Regions from separate parts of the Homo sapiens genome. Here region 1 is linked to region 2. A link is an interaction called in ENCODE POLR2A ChIA-PET data of the cell type or tissue named here. Cell type or tissue: B cell. All regions are shown on one strand. Each heading gives the region's core, and the rest is flanking DNA. Links, peaks and the distances in the headings are about the cores only.

What was found. Peaks named below come from ENCODE experiments on the same cell type or tissue, not always from the same donor. Only the 100,000 strongest peaks of a DNase experiment are listed, where the experiment ranks them.
Region 1: POLR2A ChIA-PET joins it to region 2 with 5 read pairs; 1 of 35 experiments calls an interaction of 5 or more read pairs at or near these places.

What each region holds. Positions count from the first base shown.
Region 1 is chr4:40,271,370-40,281,422 of GRCh38, forward strand. No RefSeq gene overlaps it. Among named protein-coding and RNA genes, the nearest start is that of LINC02265, 31 kb to the right of the region's middle. In B cell, for the core only: no CTCF peak of the experiment used is centred there; a DNase peak (open chromatin) is centred at 5,434.
Region 2 is chr4:38,649,442-38,659,494 of GRCh38, forward strand. All of the region lies in intron 1 of KLF3-AS1 (KLF3 antisense RNA 1), which reads right to left. Among named protein-coding and RNA genes, the nearest start is that of KLF3, 9.7 kb to the right of the region's middle. In B cell, for the core only: no CTCF peak of the experiment used is centred there; a DNase peak (open chromatin) is centred at 5,040; H3K4me3 peaks cover 456 bases; H3K27ac peaks cover 1,441 bases.

The DNA.
Region 1 (10,053 bases), core at 2,894-7,893, 1.6 Mb after region 2:
ACTTAAAAAATTTTGATGAGAAGATAGCCATTGTCTTATGTTTTTGCCAATTGTTTTAGTGTTTAACTTAGCAGATGACAGCTGGATCTCAGATCTGCTTCTGCATTCAATTTGGTGCACTTTGCAATTTGTTGTCTTGGATTCAATACATGAAGAAAATTCAGCTTCACACATGTAGTTAGAACAAAGAGAAGTATTTTAATAGCCTTTTCAGATCATTGTGGATATTTTTCTTTGATAGTATTCCAAAAATTAAGTTATAGTTTCTGAAAGGTTAGTTGCGATGCGGAATCTGAAACCATATCAATGAGCTTTTTGAACTTTGTATATTTGTAGAAAATGAGAGTGAAATAGACAAGTAAGGCTTTAGTATTGAGGACTAAACTCTGATTTTTTTTTTTATCTTGCCCAAATTCCTACCTAAGGGGTCTGGGGAGTCATGCCCTATGAATCATACATTCTTATCAGATGGGTTTTATTTAACCCTATACTATATATCGTGACTTACTTTCCAACCTGACTCTGGCGTAACATTACCAGACAAGAAATCAAAATATTTTTACCCCAAAACATGTTTCTTTGACATATTTGAAGTGGCCCTGCAAAGCTGTTCTTTGTGGGGAAAAATTTGTATATGTAAAGAATCTCTATTAACATAGTTAGATTTTTTTCTTCCAGACCCTCCCAGTGCTAAAGAGATTAATTAAGATCTGAACAGGAAACATTTGTCATCTATTGTCTCTAAGGGCAGCCACTATAAGACTTCCAAAGAACTTTGGTCTCCACAATCTCTATCTTAACCTGAACATTCCCTTTCTATCTATCCCAGGTCTTTAGACAAACTCAACCAATTGTCAACCAGAAAATGTTTAAATTCACCTATAGCCTGGAGGCCCTCCTGCTTTGAGTTGGCCCGCCTTTCTGGACCAAACCAATGTATTTCTTAAATGTATTTGATTGATGTCTCATGCCTCCCTAAAATGCATAAAACCAAGCCACGGCCCGACCACCTTAGGCAATGTTCTCAGGACCTCCTGAGGGCTGTGTCATGGGCCACGGTCACTCATATTTGGCTCAGAAAAAGTCTTTTCAAATATTTTACAGAGTTCGACTCTGTTTGTCAACAGTATCATTATGAAAATAGTTTTGACTTCATGGTTCTCTGAAGTCTTAGGGAACCCCAGGGGTTCCTGGACCACAATTTGAGAAGTGCAACTATATTCCTCAACACTCAGCACTTATATCTTGCTCTTGGCCTTTTTTTGGTTTTTTTTGATAAAGGGTCTCACTTTGTCGCCCAGGCTGGTGTGCAGTGGTGTGATCTCGGCTCACTGTAACCTCTGTGCCTCCCTTGTTCAAGGAATTCTTCCACCTCTGCTTCTCTAGTAGCTGGGACTACAGGCATGCGCCATCACGCCTGGCTAATTTTTGTATTTCTTGGTAGAGACAGGGTTTTGCCATGTTGGCCAGGCTGGTCTCGAACCCTTGACCCCAAGTGATCCGCCCACCTTGGCCTCCCAAAGTCCTGGGATTATAGGCGTGAGCCACCGGCCTCCGATTGTTTTATATTCATTTATCCAACAAATATTTGTTGAGTGCTGATGTGTGCCAGGCAGTGTTCTGGGCTTTGGGGTTCTAAATATAACTGATCCATAACCAAATTATATTGAGGATAAAAGCTCCAATTTCTGCCTCATGAGAACCCAGTTTCAGGGCTGCTGCTTGGTCATTTGGCATCTTTGTATAAATTGGAAAAAGTCAGGCTGGGCGCCGTGGCTCACGCCTATAATCCCAGCACTTTGGGAGGCTGAGGAGGGCGGATCACCTGAGTCCAGGAATTCAAGACCAGCCTGACCAACATGGGAAACCCCTTCTCTACTAAAAATATAAAATTAGCTGGGTGTGGTGGCGCATGCCTGTAATCTCAGCTACTCGGGAGGCTGAGGCAGGAGACTTGCTTGAACCCGGGAGGTGGAGGTTGCGGTGAGCTGAGATGCATACCATTGCACTCCAGCCTGGGCAACAAGAGTGAAACTCCATCTCAAAAAAATAAAATTAAATTAAATTTTAAAAAAGAAAAAAAAATGTCGTGTCCTCTGAACAGACGCACCTCTGTAAGCAAAGAACTTCTCCTGTGGATGGACATTACCTTGCACTGGATACATTGCAAGACTGGCTTGGTGAGAGGAGCGTGGGCAGAATTACAGCTGCCACTCACTCCTTGACTGGGTATCTTTATGCAGTGAACAATTTATGCAACTGCTCACGCCCTACATGTTGTATATCTTTCTTGTTCTCTTCATTGATAAGCCTCAGAGCCAGAATTCAAATCCAGGGAGTGAGGTTACAGAAAGCTCCAGAAAGTCTGTGACCTTTGCTACAGACTATGCAGTTTCTGATGCATAGTGAAGACTCACCGAGTGGCAAGGGTATGGGTAGTAGTTGATAATACTATATCTTCTTAGCTTAATCCACCTCTGAAGCAATTCTCTACACAAACGTGATAACTTGGCTCTTCCTAAAGACAAAAAGTATAGTTAAGAACTGAATCTAGGCCGGACATGGTGGTTCACACAGGTAATCCCAGCACATGAGGTCAAGGCGGTCAAATTTCTTGAGCTCAGGAGTTCAAGACCAGTCTGGGCAACATGGTGAAACCTGTCTCTACAAAATATACAAAAATTAGCCAGATGTGGTGACATGTGCCTGTAATCCCAGCTACTCAGGAAGCTGAAGTGAGAGAATCACTTGACCCTGGGAGGCGGAGGTTGCAGTGAGCTGAGATCACGCCACTGCACTCCAGCCCGGACGACAGAGTGAAACTCTGTCTCAAAAAAAAAAAAAAAAAAAAAAAAAAAGAAAAAAGAACTGAATCTATTTCACAGATGGACCTGTACTCCATTAACTTAAGCACAAATATATATTCAACAACTACAAAGAATACTGGTCCATTTTGGTGTTAATTACCAAACCTTTGTCACCAGAGCATGAATGAATCTTCACCAAGTAACATTATCTAGGAATTGGCCCTGTCTTTACCTGCGTCCAGTGCTACTGATGATTCAAGTAGAAGAGAACTGAGAATCATCCATTGCGTTTATCAATGTAGCAGTAACCTTACTGAGAGCAGTTTTAGCAGAAAGATGTTGGCAAAAGCTTGATTGGAGTGTGTCTCATAGAGAATTTTTAGTTTTGTCTAACTCAAAACTTAAAGAATGGAGCCTTCATTAGCTGTATTTCTATAGATCTCTGTATTTGATTTAGTTATTGTCTTAGTCCATTTTGTGTTGCCATAACAAAATATCACAGACCAGGTAAGTTATTAAGAATAGGGATTTATTTCTTACCTTCTGGAGGCTGAGAAGTCCAAGGTCAAGAGGCCCACATCTGGTGAGGGGTCTCTTACTGCATCTTGCCATGGCAGAAGGTGGAAGAGCAAGAGAAGACAAGTGCATGAGAGACAGATGGTGGGGAAGAGCTCTGGCTGATCATGTCATTTCATCAGGAACCCACTCCCGTGATAATTAACCCACTCTTCAAGAACAGCATTAATCCACTCATGAGGGCAGAGCCTCTTAACACTGTCCCACCTCTTAACACTGTTGCATTGGGGATTAAGTTTCCAACACATGAGCTTTGGGGGGAAACATTCAAACTATAGCAGTTATATATGATATCTCTACTACTGCATGAACGTGCAAAGAGTATAGAAGCAATTTTCAGCCAGTTCTGCTGACATCTCTGCTGCAGTTGCCTTCAAATGTGAGTACATGTGGTAGGACCCTCTTTGCTGCAGAATAATAAGACTTGCCTGTGGTTGGCTGAGGACAGCTTGAGTCTAAGGGGAGTCTCTCAGCTTAATCAAAGCTCATACCTGCAGACCTTCCTGCACTTGCATGTGGAGCTCTGTGAACACAGGCAGCCCAGCAGGCACAGAGCGCTTGATGATGACCAAGAACCCTAAGATGTGGTTGCTTGAGGGTGGGGGAGGGAGTGAGGGAGAAGAGGGGCAGGTAAAATTTTCAGTGTTTCTAAGAAGCATCTGGACAGGGATTAAAACTGCGGAAGGGGCCAGCAGAGAACTAAAGGAGGCCTGGTAAATTAGGCTTGGGCTGGAGCTCTGTGTGGCCTTACTGTGACCTGCTCTTCTGCCATTGTCTTCAATTACAAAAGGAGGCCACTGGCCTCTATAATCAGGAAGGTCTCTTCTGGTGCTCTGAGCTGGTAGTGCATGACTACAAGTTCCACGGGCTTAGAGCAATTAAAATTTTTTTTTTTTAGATGCTACAAGAAGTAGGGAATAGTGTTTCAGAATTAAAGTTTATTTTGGAACCCAATACTGCATACAAGGAATAAGATGTAGTCTTCTCTTTTCATTACTCTTCTAACATGTGTCTTCCAGCTATTTTTTTTTTTTTTTTTTTTTTTTGAGACAGCGTCTCACTCTGTCACCCAAGCTGGAGTGCAATGGCATGGTCTTGGCTCACTGCAACCTCTGCCTCTTGGGTTCAAGCGATTCTCTTGCCTTAGCCTCCTGAGTAACTGGGACTATAGGCATGTGCTATCAGACCCAGCTAATTTTTGTCTTTTTAGTAGAGATGGCATTTTACTATGTTAGCCAGCCACCACACTCGGCTAATATTTTTTGTATTTTAGTAGAGATGGGGTTTCACCATGTTGGCCAGGCTGATCTTGAACTCCTGATCTCAAGTGACCCACCCTCCTCTGCCCCCAAAGTGCTGGGATTACAGGCGTGAGCCACTGTGCCTAGCCATAAATACCTTTCTTATGGGGTTTCAGTGGGGACTAAGTGAGATAAATGAATATGAAGAGCTTAGCATAGGGCCTGGCACATAGTAGGTACTCACTACTCATTAGTTGCCTTCATCGCCACCAACTGTGAAGTAGGAATGGGCAAAAAGAGAATTAATCCATGTTAAAGACAGGAAAACAAGAGTCCATATTCAACTGGCAAGATATAGAAAGAGAACTGAGAAGCTGGGCGCGGTGGCTCATGCCTGTAATCCCAGCACTTTGGGAGGCCAAGGTGGGCAGATCATGAGGTCAGGAGTTCGAGACCAGCCTGGCCAACATAGTGAAACCCTGTTTCTACTAAAAATACAAAAAATAGCTGGGCGTGGTGGCAGGTGCCTGTAATCCCAGCTACTCAGGAGGCTGAGGCAGGAGAATCATTTGAACCCAGGAGGTGGAGGTTGCAGTGAGCCAAGATCGTGCCATTGCACTCCAGCCTGGGTAACAAAGTGAGGCTCTGTCTCAAAAAAAAAAAAAAAAAAAAGAGAACTGAGCTTCACCAAGCTCATCAAATCAATTAAGCCGACTTCATTCAGTAGCCCTCTTCCTCCATTGTTAACCTAAACCACAAAAGTACCCACACCCAAATAAGTTCTTGCTTCTTCCTCCTGTGGAAGAATGTCAGAGTGGGTAAAGGGGCTTCTACTCAGTGTTAGCACCCAGGAGGAGGGAGATGGTCCTTTCTTTCTGTAGCTACAGGCGACATGTTGAAAAGCTGAGTGTGACCATAACACACTAGGTGTGATATTCCATCACACGGCATGGAGCCAGGGTTGTAAATCTGGGCAGACTGGGATTATGCTGTTCTACCTGGTTGGTTGAGAACAGCATCCTGTCCTCATTTAAGAGTAATTGTCAAGGATGGAAACTTAGTTTATTTCCCTGATATAGTTTGTTTTTGTTTTTGTTTTCTTTTTAGAGACAGAGTCTTCCTCTGTCACCCAGGCTGGAGTGCAGTGGTGCAATCTCAGCTCACTGCAACCTCCGCCTCCCAGGTTCAAGCGATCCTCCTGCCTCAGCCTCCCAAGTAGCTGGGACTACAGGCGAGTGCCACCACACCCGGCTACTTTTTGTATTTTTAGTAGAGACGGGGTTTCACCATGTTGGCCAGGGTGGTCTTGAACTCCTGACCTCAGGTGATCCGCCCGCCTCGGCCTCCCAAATTGCTGGGATTACAGACGTGAGCCACCGCGCCCAGCCAGGCCTGTTATAGTTTGATCTGAGCTGGAGGTGTTAGAATTTTGTTCTGTTCTATTTGGTTCCACAAGGAGGTATGCAAGCAGGTGTGAGAATGGAAGTGAGGAAAAGTCTCTGCGTGTAAGCATTCAAATTGCAGACCTTCAGGGGACAAATTTTTTTGCTTTTATAATAGCTTATTCTTATTCACACCAATTCTCAAAATTAAATTTACTCATAAATGCTAATAGAATTATGTATTATAATACACTGAGTCATGCCCTGCAAATACTTAAACACTTATTATGATAGTATAATGACCTATATTTTCCAAATTTTAAAATTATAGTATACTTGTTAATTATTTTATTAAAATCTTACATGTTTGACACAGTAACTATATTGTCCTACATTCTCTTCCAACCCTTTCCAACTGTAGTTATATTTTAATAGAATTGCAACTAATGTGTACATACTATTTTGTGTATTTTTTTCACTTAACATTTTTTCTAAACAAATTTCCATGTTTTCCCATAGTGATATTTATTTTATGGATGCATTTTTCTTGCTTGAATGGACACTGTAAATATCCATGTGTTTTTGCCTCTATTATTTCTCTAGGATCTCTTCAGAAGGTGTTTGTACCTCAGTCAGAAGGAATAAATATTTAATTTAATTTAATTTATGCATGTATATTTATTTATAGAGACAGGGTCTCACTCTGTTGTCCAGGCTGGAGTACAGTGGTGGAATCAGAATTCACTGCAGGCTCGGATGCCTAGGCTCAAGTGATCTTCCCACTTTGGCCTCCCAAGTAGCTAGGACTACAGGCATGCACCAATATGTCCAGCTAATTTTTTTTTTTTTTTTTTTTGAGACAGAGTTTCACTCTGTCACCCAGGCTGGAGTGCAGTGGTTTCATCTCGGTTCACTGAACCGCCTCCATCTCACCTCCCAGGTTCAAGCAATTCACCTGCCTCATCCTCCCAAGTAGCTAGGACTACAGGCATGTACCACCATGCCTGGCTAATTTTTGTATTTTTAGTAGAGATGGGGTTTCACCATGTTGCCCAGGCTGGTCTCGAACTCCTGACATCAGGTGATCCACCTACCTCAGCCTCCTAAAGTTCTGGGATTACAGGCGTGAGCCACCACACCTGGCCATGTCCAGCTAATTTTATAATTTTTTTGTTAGGATGAGATCTTGCTATGTTGTTCAGGCTGGTCTCAAACTCCTAGCCTCAAGTGATCCTCATAACTCAGCCTCTCAAAGCACTGGGATTACTGGTGTGAGCCACTGCACTGCACCAGGTATAAATAATAATTTTATAATTCTTGTAAAATACTCAAAAAATTGACATTGTGTTTATCTCTATCAGTTCTTAGTATATCTCTAAAATAATAATCTTGGCTGGGTGCGGTAGCTCACACCTCTAATCCCAGCACTTTGGGAGGCTGGGGCGGGTGGATCACATGAGGCCAGGAGTTTGAGATCAGCCTGGCCAATGTGGTGAAACCCCATCTCTACTAAAAACACAAAAATTAGCTGGGCATGGTGGTATGCACCTGTACTCAGCTACTCAGGAGGCTGAGGCAGGAAAATTGCTTGGACTCAGGAGGTGGAGGTTGTAGTGAGCAGAGATCGTGCCACTGCACTTCAACCTGGGCAACAGAGCAAGATTCCATCTCAATAAATAAATAAATAAATAAATAAATAAATAAATAAATAAAATAATAATAATCTCCTTTAAAGTTAGCTTTGATTGATAACAACATGCTGAAACAATGTGAAGATTAGAAAGATTTTTAACAAGGGAAAGGAACAAAAGTAGCTTTATTGAACATCTATCAGGGCAGTAGTAGGCACAATGCATGGATTTAGTTAGTAAGTGGCAAAACTGGGATCTTAACCCTGGCAGTCTAGCTCTGGAATTTATGCATTAAACCCCAATGCTGGCCGGGCACGGTGGCTCAAGCCTGTAATCCCAGCACTTTGGGAGGCCGAGGCGGGTGGATCACGAGGTCAGGAGATCGAGACCATCCTGGCTAACACGGTGAAACCCCGTCTCTACTAAATATACAAAAAATAAGCCGGGCAGGCGCCTGTAGTCCCAGATACTCGGGAGGCTGAGGCAGGAGAAGGGCGTGAACCCAGGGGGCGGAGCTTGCAGTGAGCCGAGATCGCGCCACTGCACTCCAGCCTGGGCGACAGAGCGAGACTCCGTCTCAAAAAAAAACAAAAAACAAAAAAACCCCAATGTTATTCGCTAAACCTAACTTAATCCTTAAAGAATCCTCTGATGCATATGTGTTTAACCTCATTTTTACAGACGAAGCCTGAGGGGATTAAAACAAGAGCTCAAACTGAAGTGTATCTAGAAATTAAGCAGGTACAGGGAGTCAGAGTAAGAACATACAGTCATCCTTGGTATTTGTAGGGGATTGGATCCAGGATCCCCAGCCCAGGATACTAAAATTCAGGGAGGCTCAAGTTCCTAATATAAAATGGCATGGTATTTGCATATAATCTATGCATTTCCTACCATATACTTTAAATCATCTCTAGATTACTTACAGTACCAAATACAATGTAAATGTTATGTAAATTGTTGTTATACTGTATTGTTTAGGAAATAACGACAAGAAAAAAAGTCTGTGCACATTCAGTACAGATGCAATATTGTTTTCCAAATCTTTTCTATCAATAGTTGATTGAATCCATGGCTGCAGAACCCATGAAGATGGAGAGCAATCTGTAAATTTTTCCTCCACTTTCTAATTTTTCTTAGACTACACAGTTCTCTCAATCTCTTTTGGTATACAAATATGTATAGTCATTGAGATGATAGTGGTTGGCATGCAGTTGGAAGTTGCAAAATTCATGCCTCATCTCAAGGGGCTACTCAGCCCCAGCTAAGATTTTTTTTTTCTTTTTTTGAGATGGGGTCTCACTCTGTCACCCAGGCTAGAGTGCAGTAGCATGATCACGGCTCACTGCAGCCTTGACTGCCTGGGCTCAAGCAATTCTCCCACTTTACTCTCCCAAGTAGCTGTGACCGCAGGTGCATGCCACCATAACTGGCTAATTTTTATTATTATTATTATTATTTGTAGAGACGATGTCTTGCTATGTTGCCCAGGCTGGTCTCAAAGCGATCCTGGGCTCAAGCGATCCTCCAGCCTTGGCCTCTCAAAGTGTTGGGATTACAGGTGTGAGTCACTGTGCCCAGCCCCAGTTAAGTGTTGTGATGAGGAACAGCCGGCCCTACATGGCCAAGTGTTTCAGTTAGTTATTGTTATGTAACAAACTACCCCCAAAGCTCAGTAGCTTAAAACAATAGGCACTTATTATTGTCTACAACCTATGAATCAGGTGGTTGGGCCTTCTACTCTTGGCTGGAATTGCTCATGCATGTGTGGTTAGCAGGTGGGTGAGCGGTGGGCTGGCTTTGCTAATCTTGGCTAGGTCCCTTCACATGTCTTGAGTCTTGGCTGGAACAACTGAGACAACTTGGTATGGTCTCTCATCCTTCAGCAGGCCAGCCCAAGGTTGTTCACATGGGGTCTTCAAAGGTTCCAAGAAAGAAAGAGAGGAAGTGTACAAGGTCTCTTAGGTCCAGGCTCAGAATGGAAAAACTATCATTTCTGTCACATTCTATTGACCAAGACAAGTCACAAATCCAATCCAGAGACAAAGGAGGATGATATATTCAGCCTTTATGGGAAGAACTGAAAGCGATGTTGCACAGTGTGTAGACAAAGAGAGGGGTGAAAAATTGAGGCCATTATTTTTTTTGCCTCAATCTACCATAAGTCTTCCAAGTTTTCAGAAGCCAGAGATCCAGATCTTTATGTGAAATCTCCCAAGTTTTAAAAGCTTCATCGAATTTACAAACTTTTAAGACACTGGGGGGTCAAAGAGATCATATTAGAGCTGGATGTGGTTTGTGGGCCATCGGTTTACAACCTCTGGGTAAATAACTTGCTCAAGTTTCTGTAGTAATTTGCTGAGGAGAACTGAACTTAGGTCTATCTAGACTCTAGGTCTCCATTCATTCAGCAAAC
Region 2 (10,053 bases), core at 2,752-7,751:
CACTCAGGCCGGGCGTGGTGGCTCACACCTGTAATCTCAGCACTTTGGGAGGCTGAGGCAAGTAGATCACTTGAGATCAGGAGTTCGAGACCAGCCTGGCCAACACGGTAAAACCCATCTCTACCAAAAATACAAAAATGAGCTGGGTGTGGTGGCACATGCCTGTAGTCCCAACTATTTGAGAGGCTGAGGCAGGAGAATCACTTAAACCCAAGAGGCAGAGGTTGCAGTGAGCCAAGATGGTGCCACTGCACTCCAGCCTGGGCAACAGAGTGAGACTCTGTCTCAAAACAAAAAACCAAAAACCTTGCACTCATTCTCCAAGCCCATGTGTGATCCAATTTTTCTAGTACACCAAGGCAAGAAACCCCAAGATGCAGAAAGTCCTCTGTCCTTGCAATAACGCAGGGGGTCTCATTGAGCTGACTGACACAAGCCACCTACGGATGGCTAAACTAAAAGAGCACATGGTAACACACGCCCACTGGGGCTTCAGGAGCGGTAAACATTCACCCCTAGACGCTGCCATGGGGCTGGAGTCCACACTCCCCATGACCTGCCCATCTGCCTGCTCCCCCTAGGGTTTTTTGTTTTTTGTTTTTTTTCTTGAGACAGTCTTGCTTTGTTGCCAAGGCTGGAGTGCAGTGGTGTGATCTCAGCTCACTGCAACCTCCACCTCCCAGGTTCAGGCAATTCTCCTGCATCAGCTTCCTGAGTAGCTGGGATACAGGCGTGTGCCACCACGCCCAGCTAATTCTGGTATTTATAGTAGAGACAGGGTTTCACCATCTTGGCCAGGCTGGTCTCGAGCTCCTGACCTCAAGCGATCTGCCCAGCTCAGCCTCCCAAAGTGCTGGGATTACAGGCATAAGCTACGGAGCCCAGCCACCCCTAGGGGTTTTGAGGAGCAGGGCACCGAAGAAGCGAGTCCAAGCCACACCCCATCGCATGCCCTACAAGGGGGACAAGAGAATTTTTCTCCTTTCAATAGGACATCCATTTTTATGTGATATAAAAGGACGTTTTATATGAAACTCTTAATTATAATACTTTAAATATAATATGTAATTATTAAATATTATAATTAAATTTAATTATATTTAATATTTTCCTTGAGAAATGGCTTTAAATTATACTATTTTGAGTAAAGTTGATACTTTCAAGAATATAACAGAGGTACTAAAGCAAGTGATAAGCCATAAGGTATAAGATATAAAAATACAAATCAATACTAGATAAATAATAGTATAAGCATCCTATTTATGGAGAAATAAATTCAAATTTTAAAAGTCATGTATATGTCCGGGCACAGTGGCTCACGCCTATAATCCCAGCATTTTGGGAGGCCAAGGTGGGTGGATCATGAGGTCAGGAGTTCGAGATCAGCCTGGCCAACATGGTGAAACCTCGTCTCTACTAAAAATACTAAACTTAGCCAGACGCGACGGCAGGCACCTGTAATCCCAGCTACTTGGGAGGCTGAGGCAGGAGAATGGCTTGAACCCAGGCAGCAGAGGTTACAGTGAGCTGAGATTGCGCCACTTCACTCCAGCCTGGGTGACAGTGAGACTCTGTCTCAAAAAAAAAAAAAAAAGAAAAAAGAAAAGAATAAGAAAAGTTATTTTTATGGCCAAGGAAATTAGTTGTTAGAAAAATATAGAACTGTCTGTTAAGTATAAAAATTGTAACAGAAACTATAAAAAAGACAAAGCCCTTGCTCTAAGTAGCTTATAAACAACTACAAGAGTTCAAGCAAACTAGAAATGTATTTGGGTTTGTGTTTGTTTTTGTTTTTGTTTTTGAGACAGTCTTGCTGTCACCTAGGCTGGAGTGCAGTGGCGCGATCTCAGCTCACTGCAACGATTCTCCTGCCTCAGCCTCCTGAGTAGCTTGGGAATACAGGCATGTGTCACTGCACCCAGCTAATTTTTGTATTTTTACTAGAGACAGGGTTTCACCATGTTGGCCAGAGTAGTCTCGAACTGCTGACCTTAAGTGATCCGCCCCCTGCTCGGCCTCCCAAAGTGCTGGGATCACAGGTGTGTGCCACTGCACCCAGCTAATTTTTGTATTTTTAGTAGAGACAGGATTTCACCATGTTGGCCAGGCTGGTCTCCAACTCCTGGCCTCCAATGATCCACCTGCCTCAGCCTCCCAAAGTGCTGGGATTATAGGCATGAGCCACCGTGCCCAGCTGCTAACTAGAAATGTAAAGTGCACAGAGTGGTAGTGCTGGTAATAATTCTAGAGTATAAAAACAATTTAAAATTTTTTGGAGAATTTGTTTTTCAGATTTGAAAAGAAAAGGTGAATGATACACATATCTGTTTAAAACAATGATACAGGAAAGGTTTTCTTTAAAACAGGCTAAAAATTTTTGCCTTCCTTTCCTAATTTCTAAAGATGATGGAATAGAAAGACCATTATCTGGGCCAGGTGCGGTGGGTCACGCCTGTAACCCCAGCACTTTGGGAGGCCGAGGTGGGCAGATCACTTGAGGTCAGGAGTTTGAGACCAGCCTGGCTAACATGGTGAAATCCCCATCTCTACTAAAAATATAAAAATCAGCTGGGCATGGTGGCGTGCACTTATAATCCCAGCTACTTGGGAGGCTTAGGCAGGAGAATAGCTTGAACTCGGGAGGCAGAAGTTGTAGTGAGCCTAGATCACACCACTGTACTCCAGCCTGGGAGACAGAGCAAGACTCCATATGAAAGAAAGAGAGAAAGAGAAAAAAAGAGAGAGAGAGACAGAAATTAAGACTGTTATCTGGAATTGAAATAATAACATAATCAACAGTGTTGGCAGGGTGCAGTGGTTCACACCTGTAATCCCAACACTTTAGGAGGCCGAGGCAGGTGGATCACGAGATGAGGGGTTCGAGACCAGACTGGCCAACATGTGAAACCCCGTCTCTACTAAAAATACAAAAATTAGCCAGGTGTGGTGGTGGACACCTGTAATCCCATCTACTCGGGAGGCTGAGGCAGGAGAATTGCCTGAACCTGGAGGTGGAGGTTGCAGTGAGCCGAGATCTCAGACACAGCAATTGCTGTGTCTGAATTATACAATGCATCTTTGTCAGTCATCTGTACCAAATGGTCTAGATTAACTGGGGTTTTTTTTTTTTTTTGGAGGGGGGGGCGTTGTTGTTTGTTTGTTTGTTTGGATCTAAGGGTACTTCTGCAGGTGCAGAAGAAAGTTAAGGGAAATACATTAATAAATGTGACTAATTTTGTCATTATCCAAACTACACTACTCATTTGATAACTACCACCTAATGAAAATTGAAAAGTCCTGAGGACTGGACTCCAGACAGGTACTTTCAAATGCATCATAACTGGGAACACCTTGAGATATGTGGTTCGAGAAAGTAAGCTGATATCCTACCAAGAGTGTCTCTCCTGGGAGGTGGTGACAAATGCTCCTCAAGACTTCTCCTGTTTCCTCCTAAATCTTGGGAACTCCTTTAAGACGCCCTCATCTTCATAGTACCAAATGAAAGAAAATCAATTGCATTTGAAACAATTTGCCACATAAGAAAATAAACAAACATGGAAAAGGAGACACATTCGTGTGAATCTCAGGGGAAATCTTATTTTTCAGATATTGATGAAATAGCAAAAGAAACAAGATGAGTTTAGAATACCATCATCCATTCCTGCTTCTTTTGAATCCATTTCCCTTATCTTTAGTGCAGAAAAGGAAACTGATTAGATACATTACTGTGTAGCAAAAGTTGTACTCAAATTTTGAAAGTGTTTCCCTCCTTTTTAAAAAACTAAATGTTTCTCTTTTTTAGAAAGTGAATTTTCTCTATTGAGAAGATACCATGACCACTAGGCAGAATTATATATTTAGTTGTGCTAGAGCACTGATGACTTCTTTTATGATGATTTTTTTAAATGTTTAAATATTCCTCATAAACCTGCAAAACTTAAGTGCTAGACTCTATAACGTTTCATAGTTAATAGACCCATTTGCAACAGCAATGAGAAAAATTTAAATTTAAGTCCAGACACGTCACATAAAATTATTGACTGGCTGGGCTGTGCACAGTGGCTCACGCCTGTAATCCCAGCACTTTGGGAGGCCGAGGCAGGCAGATCATGAGGTCAGGAGATTGAGACCATCCTAGCTAACACGGTGAAAACCCATCCCTACTAAAAATACAAAAAATTAGCCAGGCATGATGGCACGCGCCTATAGCCCCAGCTACTAGGGAGGCTGAAGCAGGAGAATCTGTTGAACCCAGGAGGCGGAGGTTGCAGTGAGCCGACATCGCACCACTACACTCAGCCTGGGTGACAGAGCAAGACTCTGTCTCAAAAAACAAACAAAAAAAAACCAACAATTATTGACGGGCTAAAATATTCTGGAAAATCTAATAAACTAAACATATTGATGTGAGCATGAACACAATATATATTGTAGATTTCTTGTTCCTATCACAAGCAAGTAACTTTAAGGGCAAAGCACACCAAAAAAAAAAAGCCTTTTACATAATTCAAAGCTGTCCATACTTTCTTTTATCCTCTTCCATTCTTTTTTATTATTTTTTTTTAATTTTTATTTATTTATTTTTTATTATACTTTAAGTTTCTAGGGTACATGTGCACAACATGCAGGTTTGTTACATATGTATACATGTGCCATGTTGGTGTGCTGCATCCATTAACTCGTCATTTACATTAGGTATATAACAGTATCTTCAAGACAAGGGGAGGAAGGGAAGACACACTGCAATATACATCTGGACATATTTTAAAGATATTCACGATAGAAGAAAGCACAAATTAATGAATAAACAATTGGATAGATGACGTGCCTTGTTTGATGTGAGAACACTTAATAAAAGGTTAAAATTAATGAGCTAAGGGAAGAAAACATGGCTAAAAGGGCTGGTAGCTCTGTAAGGGTGGGGACAGGGCGGGGAACAGAGTCAGGGAGACAAACAGGATGCTGGGAGGTGAGAAATAAGGGTGGGGAGTAGTGGGCAATCTCAAGAGGAACTAACAAGGCCGTTGCTTATAGTTACCCAGAAAACCTACGAACAATAACAGACAAGCAGATGCAGCTCAGAAAGAAACAGCGGAGCAGCTAGAAGCCCCTCCTGCTGAGACAACGCACCAGACACGTTAATGGTGTTTGGGGGCTGCAGGTCATCTCTCACATACTCACATCCACAACTGCTGACACCTCTGTTTCCCGTCGAATCAACAGATCCTGGCAAAAGACCCCCAGAGAGGATGAATGGACCTTGATCCAGGAGTTTTAATATATTCCTATCTCTTCAGAAATAGGAACTTCGGCTCTACTCATTCTAGTTTGCTGGCTTTTCTATTTTTGGTTTTGGTGGGTTTTTTTTGTTTTGTTTTGTTTTTTGTGTTTGTTTTTAGCTTTTCTTCTTTGGAAAGGTTTGTCAAGTAAATACTGTTACGTGTCATTTTGAAGAGGAAATTCCAGTTCCAAGAACCAGCACAGGTCCAACTATCCAAGCAGTCTTTAAAAAGCCAAAGAGTCGGCCGGGTGCAGTGCCTGCAATCCCAGCACTTTGGGAGGCCGAGGCAGGCGGATCACAAGGTCAGGAGTTGGAGACCAGCCTGGTTAACATAGTGAAACCCTGTCTCTACTAAAAACACAAAAACTAGCCGGGTGTGGTGGGACATGCCCATAATCCCAGCTATTCGGGAGGCTGAGGCAGGAGAATCACTTGAAGCTGGGAGGAGGAGGTTGCAGTGAGCTGAGATCATGCCACTGCACTCCAGCCTGGGCGACAGAGCTAGACTTCATCTCAAAAAAAAAAAAAAAAAAAAAAAAAAAACCCACAGTCAATAAAAGACGTTTGCCTTCTCTCACTGCCCTTGATTCCTAGAGCCTCCCTCTTCACCACCTCCTGCCCCGCTAGACTCAGCCCCCTTCAAAATCCCAATCAAAGGACTGCACCTCTGGCTCTGAGGTGCTTTCAAAGGGCCAACTTGCAAAACTGTGCTTCAGATCTGACACTTAATCATACACAACTTGCCCGTTTCTTTCTTTCTTAGCGGTTTTTTTTTTTTTTTTTTTTGAGACAGTCACTCTGTCGCCCAGGCTGGAGTGCAGTGGCACAATCTCGGCTCACTGCAAAGTCGCCTCGCAGGTTCAAGCGATTCTTCTCCCTCAGCCTCCGGAGTAGCTGGGATTATAGACACGTGCCACCACGCCCAGCTAATTTTTGTATTTTTAGTAGAGACAGGGTTTCACCATGTTAGCTAGGCTGGCCTCGAACTCCTGACCTCAAGTGATCCACCACCTCAGCCTCCCAAAATGCTGGGATTACAGGCGTGAGCCACCATGCCTGGCATTTTAGCTATTTTTTAAAACACACTTGTTTCTTATTACAAAAGGAATACATGCTCATTAAAGAAAAAAACTCAGAATATTGAAAGGCAAAGAAAAAATATCCCCCCTACTCCTATCACTTGGATATGAGCATTATTATCATTTTCATGTTTTTGTGTATTAGCAAATCTTTTTTAATTGCCAGGGTGATGAAGAACTCTCCACTGTTCATGTGGGAGAACCATGTGTTTAATTTTTTCTAGGACAGATCAGCAAAACTTCCAAAGCATTTGTGAAGGCAGAATGGCTTGCCAGGTTGGGAGACCAAGGAATAAAAGGCTGAAGTCCTCTTCCCAGCCAAGTACCAGGGGAGCCTGTGCAACTGAGCTTTTACACGGAGGGAAATGCTTCAAACTTCAGGGTTTTGGAAGTGTGGGCATGCAATGCACTTGGAATGAGCAGAAAAGAAAAGGTGGCAAGACCACTTCCCTAGAGCACAGTGTACACCCTGCCTCTTTGCTGGCTTAGTCACTAAGGTAGAAAAATGCTCACACGTGCACATGTACATGTGCATGTGTGTACAGGGTGAGAGAGAGAGAGATGACATATGTATATATACATGAATAGATGTATGCACCCTTTGCTTGCTGCCTTCTGCTCTGCACTGTTGGAGCTTTATACTGACATTAAACTTCATGTCATTTTTATATGCTATCATGCCACTCACCTGCTTAAAAACCTTCTGTGGTTTCCCGATGTCAAATTCCAATTTTCTCCACAACATGGCCTTGACTGACCTCTCCTACCTTATCTCACTCCACTCCTAAGTGACCCAGGTTCCTGTTGGACCCTTTGCCTCCATGCCCTTTCCAGATCCTAAAATGTGATTTCTAGCCCCTTCTGCAGCCATGAAGTTCTAACACAGATATCACCTCCTCCATGAAGATTTTGAGGATTTCCTGACCAGATGTCATTTCTTTTGCAAGACTGTAAGCTCCTTGAAGACAAAAACCAAACCACACATTACTGCTCATATTTTGGACAAATAAATTTACCTTTTTATCCATTTAATTCTCATATCATTGTCCTTTTCTAAATTTTATTCATTATATTCTTGGCCGGGCACAGTGGCTCACACCTGTAATCCCAGCACTTTGGGAGGCCAAGACAGGAGCATCACTTGAGATCAGGAGTTCAAGACCAGCCTGACCAACATGGTGAAACCCCGTCTCTACTAAAAATACAGAAATTAGCCAAGGGTGGCACACACCTATAATCCCAGCTACTTGGGAGGCTGAGGCAGGAGAATCGCTGGAACCCAGGAGGCAGAGGTTGTTGCACTGAGTTGAGATTGTGCCACTGCACTCCAGCCTGGGTAACAGAATGAGATTCTGTCTCAAAAATAAAATAAAATAAAATAAAATAAAATAAAATAAAATAAAATAAATTGTATTCATTATATTATTATTTCTGCATTGTGTAATAATTAAGCAGAATAATACATATATTCTCTCTAATTCCTTGAATGCAGGGATTATGTCATACATATTTCTTGCACTATCACCCCCACCCGAGACCTATGGTAAAAGTTCAAGCAATACTAACTGAAGTAGATTAAATTCAAGATTTAAATGCCAATAATTATTCCTTAACATAGAGGAGAGGGATGGAAACATAAAGAGTCCACCTTACTCCAAAATAGTTGAAAAACAGCCTCATTCCAAAACAAGGGAGGTAGTTTTTCTTACTTTGTGGGTCTCCCATTCTTTACTTACTCTGACTACCAGCACAGGAAAAATCTAGGTAGTCTCCAACTCAGCAAGAAGTTGCAGTCTCTTTGTATGTGTAGGACATTGATTTGGAAATTATAAATAATTTCGCTTTGAAGTCATAGTATAAATAATGTTTTAAGGTCTCTGACAGGTCTCCAAAAGTTGACTGAAACTCTTAATAAAGAAGAAATAATATGTTTTCAATAAAAAGTAGAAAATAAAACTACTGACATATTTTACTTGCAAAATAACCAATAAACAATGAAATACACGTGATTTTTTTTTTTTTTCTTTTGAGATGGAGTCTTGCTCTGTCGCCCCTGCTGGAGTGCAGTGATGCAATCTCGGCTCACTGCAAGCTCCGCCTCCCGGGTTCAAGCAATTCTTCTGCCTCAGCCTCCAGAGTAGCTGGGATTACAGGCGCATGCCACAGCGCCCGGCTAATGCTTATATTTTTAGTAGAGACAGGGTTTCACCATGTTGGCCAGGTTGGTCTCAAACTCCTGACCTCAGATGATCTGTCTGCCTCAGCCTCTCAAAGTGCTGGGATTACAGGTGTGAGCCACCACACCCAGCCCAAGTGATTATTTTTAATTTGAATAATCATGATTCAAGGAAAGCAGATTTAACTATAGAAAAAGGATATCTTCTAACCATTCTCTCCTGGTGGCTATCTTCCATGTTTCTCAGACATTTTTTTTTTTTTTTAATGGAATTAAGACATGACTTGAGGGCCTAAGTCTTACTCTGCCCATAGCTCTGAGTAATTTCAGGATCCACAAGGAACCATGTTTAACACCCCAGTCACTCTTTTCACTCATCTCTTCATCTTCAGGGATCTTCTCCACTCCCTTCTAGTTCTCCCACTTCCGCAGGCACTCCCTGGACCGCACCATCCCCTAGGACTGCTTCACCTCTAAATACTAAACTTACAGGTAGGTCCCCATTCTCTGACAACTCACCTCCTAACCTTCCAGGTCACTCACTCCATTATTCCCAAGACACCCATTCTTCAACCTATTTGGAATGTCCAGTTCACCAATCCCTTGGCTATTTCTCTACAGCCTTATTCTGTTTTACCTCTCTGAGTTAGGTCCCAAGAACCAACATTTCCACTGTGCCACTGTCCTTGGATTGCACTGTCCTGCCAAACACAATCCAAGACAACTGTCCACCTGCACTAGAAATGCTGAGAGCTTCTGGAGGTGGGAGTGGATCATACATCCAGTCTGATCTTCACCAGAACTCATGGTCACCTAACTCAACCTCGGTATTTCCTGGCAATTCTAAATTAGATGGATGGATAGATAATAAAGGTGGAAACTTGCAGAGATGATGCAGAGAATCTCCACACCTTTTGTAATGTTTTAGAGATGGATAATTCTTAGACTAGCATTTCTAATTTTACTTCAAATCATATAGCTTTGTTTTCCTTTAAGGTAAATGTATCTGTGCTGCTCGTAAATTCACAAGCACATGACACTTTTCTGCCTTGGTAGCTTTGTCTGTCATCACACGAGGAGGAGAAATGCCCTGGGAAGAAATAGAAAAGCTCTAAAGTAGATTGGAAAAGAAATAAGAAATCTCAAGAAAATGTATTTGTGTAGCAGGAAGAGACTGCCTGAGATGGGATATACTGTGATGTAAGTCACAAAAGAGAAAGTGGAGGTTTGCAGTGGCTTGTGTCCACTAGCCCCTGAATCCATTTCAACATGGTGTTATTGTCCTGGGGTAGCTTAGCTGTCATACATTAATTAACAAATACTTATGGAACACCTTCTACTTCTATTTGTCAGACACTGTTCTAGAAGCTTGAGAAAAAGTGAATAAAACAATGTCCCTGCTCTCACAGAGCTCACATCCTAATAAGAAAAAAAGGTAGCAAATAAACAAAAAAAGAAAGGGGGTTTTTAGTTAACGATATACAAAAAAAGAAAAGAAAATAGGACAATGACTAAAC